Regions from separate parts of the Homo sapiens genome. Here region 1 is linked to region 2. A link is a contact called in ENCODE Hi-C or POLR2A ChIA-PET data. All regions are on one chromosome and are shown on one strand. Each heading gives the region's core, a stretch centred on a gene start or an enhancer-like site at or near the end of the contact. The rest is flanking DNA. Distances are from core to core; before and after follow the strand shown.

Region 1 (2,700 bases), core at 58-2,557, 620 kb before region 2:
CCCAGGAGTTCAAGGTTGCAGTGAGCTGTAATTGCAACACTGCACTCCAGCCTGGGTGACAGAGTGGGACCTTGTCTCAAAAAAAAAAAAAAAGAAAAGAAAAGAAAAGAAAGGAGTGTAAATGGCTGCCTTGGTAGTTGAAGAACATGAGAAGGAAGTATTTGAACTGGTATTTGAGGATGAGTAGAATCTAACTACAGTAATGCAGTGCATAAGATGTTTTGGTCAACAACAGACCGCATACATGATGGTGGTTCCATGAGATTATAATACCATATTTTTACTGTACCTTTTCTATGTTTAGATATGTTAAGATACACAAAACTTACCATTTTGTTGCAGTTGTCTACAGTATTCAGTACAGTAATATGCTGTACAGGCTTGTAGCCTAGGATCAATAGACTCTACCGTATAGCCTGAGGGTATTGTAGGCTATACCATCCAGGTTTATGTAAGTACACTCTATGATTATGCAACCACAAAATCACCTAAGAATGCATTTCTCAGAATGTATCCCCATCGTTAAGTAAGGTATGTGGAAATGAAGAGAGGGGCATTTTAGGTAGTGGGAACAGTCTGAGAAAAGGCAAAGATGTGGAAAAGCTTAATAATGACACTTTATGGGGAATGGTAAATCATGCTATAGAAAAGACTCTAGTCTCTAGACAAAGTCTAGTTTACCAGTAGTATCAGAGTTAAGAGTTTCCTGTTGGGGCCGGGTGCAGTGGCTAATGCCTGTAATCCCAGCCTTTTGGGAGGCTGAGACGGGCGGATCACTTGAGGTCAGGAGTTCGAGACCAGCCTAGCCAACATGGTGAAACACCCCGTCTCTACTAAAAATACAAAAATTAGCCAGGTGTGGTGGCCGCCTCTAATCCCAGCTACTCGGGAGGCTGAGGCAGGAGAATCGCTTGAACTCAGGAGGCAGAGGTGCAGTGAACCAAGACTGAGCCATTGTACTGCAGCCTGGGCAACAGAGTGCGGCTCTGTCTTTAAAAAAAAAAAAAAAAAAAAAAAAAAAAAGAGTTTCCTGTTGGTCTTACTATCTTTAGAGCAGTGATAAACAGTCATTTGTTTAAAGGCTTTGCTACTCACTGCATGTAGTCTGTAGACCAAGCGACATCAGCATCACCTGGGAGTTTAGAAATTCAGATTCTTAGGCCCCATCCCTGACCTACAGAGTGCGAGTCTGCATTTTGACAAGATCCTTCATGGGTTTGTTTCCACAGTGGTCTAAAGTACAAAAGCAATCCTTGGCCTAGTGTGGTGGCTTACTTTGGGAAGCCAAGGCAGGAAGATCACTTGAGGCCAGGAACTTGAGACCAGCCTAGGCAACACAGTGAGACCCTGTCTCTACCAAAAAAAAAAAAAAAAAAAAAGCCAGCTGTGGTGTGTGCCTGTAGTCCCAGCTGCTCAGGAGGCTGAGACAGTGAGACAGGAGAGTCACTTGAGACTGGGAGGTTGAGGCTGCAGCGAGCTTATGATCACACTATTGCACTGTGCCACCGCACTCCAGACTGGGCGACAGAGCAAGACCTTGTCTCAAAAAAAAAAGCAACCCTCCTTCTCAACATGAATCTGTATGTCATATGAAACTAAAAATAACAAAGTTGAGTAATCACTTACTCTCAAAGCACATGCATTAAGAAAGCACCCCCTTCCTGAGTTAAGTAATTCTAGCTGGTATGATTTGGGGTGGGGTATGGGGATAGGGGAATAAAAATCATTCAGAATATAAATTTTTAAGGTCTTGTGACATGACAATGATTTGAGGCTTCATTTCGATTTTTGATATAGTTAGCAATAAAAACTTTAGTGAAAACTTATTGTTGATGTTACGTGCTTTTCTAGGCACATGTCACTTCCCTGTCAAGGATGAGTAATATTTCCTCTTTATAGTATATTGTTTTTTTACAACATTTAGAGTGATTAACTCTGTTCAAGCTCTTTTTTTTTTTTTTTTTGAGACGGAGTCTCACTGTCACCCAGGCTGAAGTGCAGTGGCACAATCTTAGCTCACTGCAACCTCCATCTCCCAGGTTCAAGCTATTCTCCTGCCTCAGCCTCCCGAGTAGCTGGGACTACAGACGCCCACCACCACGCCTGGCTAATTTTTGTATTTTTAGTAGAGATGGGGTTTCACCATGTTGGCCAGGATGGTCTTGATCTCTTGACCTCGTGATCCTCCCACCTTGGCCTCCCAAAGTGCTGGGATTACAGACATGAGCCACTATGCCCGGCCGCTCTTTTTCCAATATAAAGCTAATGCATGTCTCAGCTTGCCAGCTCTGTGACACCACTTTGGATGTGGTGGTGGTTTTCCATTAGGAATGATTTGGGAGAGGTTAGGCAGTAAAGTTGCACGTAGAAGTAGAGTTGTGTGACACGATTGTGATATGGTTATTTGAGTAGAGGGTGGGAAGAAAGCAGACAGAAAACTCTCCTATGAAGCCAGTGCCTGCCTGGATGTGCTATGACATCTCTGTAGATGGTGTGGTCAAAATAATAGTGGGCCTGGGAGGAAGAAAAGCAAGGGTGTGTCACATCCAAACCAGGTCTTTTCAGCTTCTAGAAAAACCCATGATTTTAAAATGTAGCCATTGTTTTTCTAGTAGAATCCTATTGCCTGACTTCTTTATAAATATTTGATTAAAGAAAATCAAATACCTCTTGGCTTTACTGCCTTGTACTTGCCTCTAA
Region 2 (2,700 bases), core at 108-2,607:
GCCCGCCTCGGCCTCCCAACGTGCTGGGCTTATAGGCGTGAGCCACCGCGCCAGGCCCACTTGGTGAATCTTAAGACCGTTTAGGTGCGTTTTCCCACCCACTCCCAAAGGGCCTCACTCACACTCTGAGCCCCAGGAGAAATTCCCCACGTCCAACCTCAGGGCACGGTATTTCTTGTTACCTCCCCGCACACGGACTGTGTGGATGCGGCGGGGGCCAATCTGGAAAACACAAGGTTACAGGAACTAGGTTACCAAGGAGAGCAAGGCAAGTGAGGGAGAGGAACCTGGGCCGGGAGGAGGCAACAGTCAGTGTAACTATGACAAGTCCTTGCATTGGCAAGTGGCACACAGGTGACCAAGACGGCCACAACCACGCCTAAGGATTCTTTTTCATCACCCTACTTGCCTCCAAGAGGAAAGCCTGACCCCAAATGCTGAAAATTAAGCCTCTGTAAAAAAAACAAGACTAGGCTTCTGACTATGACGCGAGGCGCCACCCTCTCCAGAAGCTCAAGTCCCCACACAGTATCCTTCTCTCTGAAATCCTAAGCTCCAGGTTTGGGGGCCTGAGGGAGCATTCCCTCTTTGGTACTTACTTATCCAACAGCTAAAGGGGGACAGGACACCCAGGCCCTACTACAGAGAAATCAGAGCCCAAGAAAGAACGCACAACTGTCACACGGAAAGACCCGAGCACGCTGGAGAGCGGGGGAAGGCGACCTCCCAGGCGGACAGGCCCACGCTCGCACCCACCTTGGTGTTGGCAGCTGGGCGCCCCAACTCATACTTCCGCTTCTTGTGGTAGGGCTTTCTCTTGCCCCCGGTTTTGCGGCGCTTGTGCCAGTTGTCCCGAGAGATGCCTGCATGTGGAAGCGGGGAAGGAAGCTTGAGCCACTGTGACTCGGTGCTAGCGACTCGCCAGCTCCCGGAGACCCCCGCGCCGGGCCGGTCGCACGCTCAGCTCTCCAAGGTTGGCTTCCCCACCGCGCACTCGGGAGTATGCAGCATTACCGAGTTGTCATCATACACGTGCGGCCAGGCCGGGGCCTCCTCCTCGCGGCAGCCATGTTGGCGCCGCTCGGAGCCCGCAGCCCGCGGCCCGGAACCCGGAGCCCAGAGCCTTCGCAGCCCCCAGAGACGGGCTGGGCGGCCGAAACCCGAGGGCCACCACTCCTCGTGGCTGTCCCTGGCCGGGGGTCGGGGCGTCTGGACTCCTCAGTAGGCTGTGAAGCAGGATGGGGCCTGATTGAGCTCAACCTCCCTTCACCCGCCTCAATGCAGAGCGACACTCACCCATCGCTCGGCGCTGGCTGGAAAGAGAAACCGCAAAGATTCACGGTTCGGTTTGTAAAACGCTGCCCCGCCCCTTTACTTTACGTTGTTTCTGAGCGCCGAAACAACGTCGGGCGACGAGACTTACGTGTCAGCTGCCGCGCCTAGGGCCACGAGCCTAGGAGGGTCTCGCAGGCTGCTGACCTCTGCCGACCCCCGGCGACTCGCCTCCGACCCTGGGCTGGGGGAAGGGGGTCTGCGGCGTCGGCAGATCTGGGCGTGTTTAGACTAGTTTCAGAGGCTGCTGCGGTCGTTTAGGATGAGATGTGGGTGCGGCTGCGTTGAAAAAGAGTGGAAGGCAATGGAATTGGAAACGAGTGTGGACTTGGGTTTTGTTTTGAAGGGTTTGGTGGTAGATTGGACATGGGGATTGAGGGAGAGGGCGGTGTCAAGGATTCCTAAGATTGTCACTTGATCAATCGGATAAATATTGGGGCCATTTACTGAGATGGGGTAGGCTAAGGTAGGAGCTGTTCTGGACACGTTCATTTTGAGATCTTGCTAAGTCATGTTGAGTGGGACTAACAGATAGGAAGCTGAATATTAATGACTGGTCATCCTTATAAGGGATCTGCACCGAAGATGTTATTTTGGGAATCGTTGGCTTATAAATGGTAATTAAAGCCACCAGAATGAACGGAACTTAGGAAGAGAGTATAAAGGAGGGATCAGCTAACTTTTCTGAGCTAGAAGGATATCTATTTTTTAATTAAAAAAAATTTTTAGGCCTGGCGCGGTGGCTCACGCCTGTAATCTCAGCACTTTTGGGAGGCGGAGGCGGGCGGATCACGAGGTCAGGAGTTCGAGACCAGCCTGGCCAACATGGTGAAACCGCGTGTCTACTAAAAAAATACAAAATTTAGTTGAGCATGGTGACGCACACCTGTAATCCCAGCTACTCAGGGAGGCTGAGGCAGGAGAATCGCTTGAACCAGGGAGCTGGAGGTTGCAGTGAGCCGAGATCGCACCACTGCACTCCAGTCTGGCGACAGAGCGAAACTCCGTCTCAAAACAAAACAAACAAACAAAACAAAATTAGCCGGGCGTGGTGGCGGGCGCCTGTAATTCCAGCAACTCCGTCTGGAGGCTGAAGAAGGAGAATCACTTGAACCGGGAGGTGGAGGTTCCAGTGAGCCGAGATGGCACCAATGCACTCACTCCAGCCTGGGTGATGGAGTAAAACTCTGTCTCAAAAAAATAAAATACACAAGTTATTATTGATTATAGTCACCCTGTTTTGCTATCAAATAGTAGGTCTTATTTATGATGATATTTTATTTTTGTACCCATTAGCCATCCCCACCATCCCCACTTCCCCCTACCCTCCCACTACCCTTTCTAGCCTCTGGTAACCATCCTTCTACT

Evidence for each region. A loop is a pair of places that touch in the nucleus more often than their neighbours do. ChIA-PET counts read pairs that join two places held with the same protein, here RNA polymerase II (POLR2A). Pooled maps may share reads with other maps.
Region 1: a loop to region 2 is called in a pooled map, with 5 times the contacts of the local background. The contact joins the enhancer-like site here to the promoter of RPS8 in region 2. A Hi-C loop is called at or near these places in 2 of 50 pooled maps. POLR2A ChIA-PET finds 5 or more read pairs at or near these places in 3 of 52 experiments (H1, K562 and activated T-cell).

Annotation. Positions count from the first base shown.
Region 1 is chr1:45,393,003-45,395,702 of GRCh38, reverse strand. All of the region lies in intron 3 of TESK2 (testis associated actin remodelling kinase 2), which reads left to right. Among named protein-coding and RNA genes, the nearest start is that of TOE1, 54 kb to the right of the region's middle. RefSeq lists an enhancer at 1,642-1,711. Within about 2 kb of position 1,307, at least 12 of the 41 ENCODE cell types and tissues checked have a DNase peak (open chromatin) inside an H3K27ac peak, as active enhancers do.
Region 2 is chr1:44,774,197-44,776,896 of GRCh38, reverse strand. It overlaps RPS8 (ribosomal protein S8), which reads right to left and starts at 1,357. Exons shown (of 6, transcript NM_001012.2): 1 at 1,297-1,357; 2 at 757-863; 3 at 123-222. The coding sequence starts at 1,300. SNORD55 (small nucleolar RNA, C/D box 55) reads right to left here and starts at 1,032; the gene lies at 959-1,032. It overlaps SNORD46 (small nucleolar RNA, C/D box 46), which reads right to left and starts at 405; the gene lies at 308-405. RefSeq lists an enhancer at 734-1,023 and a silencer at 1,104-1,313.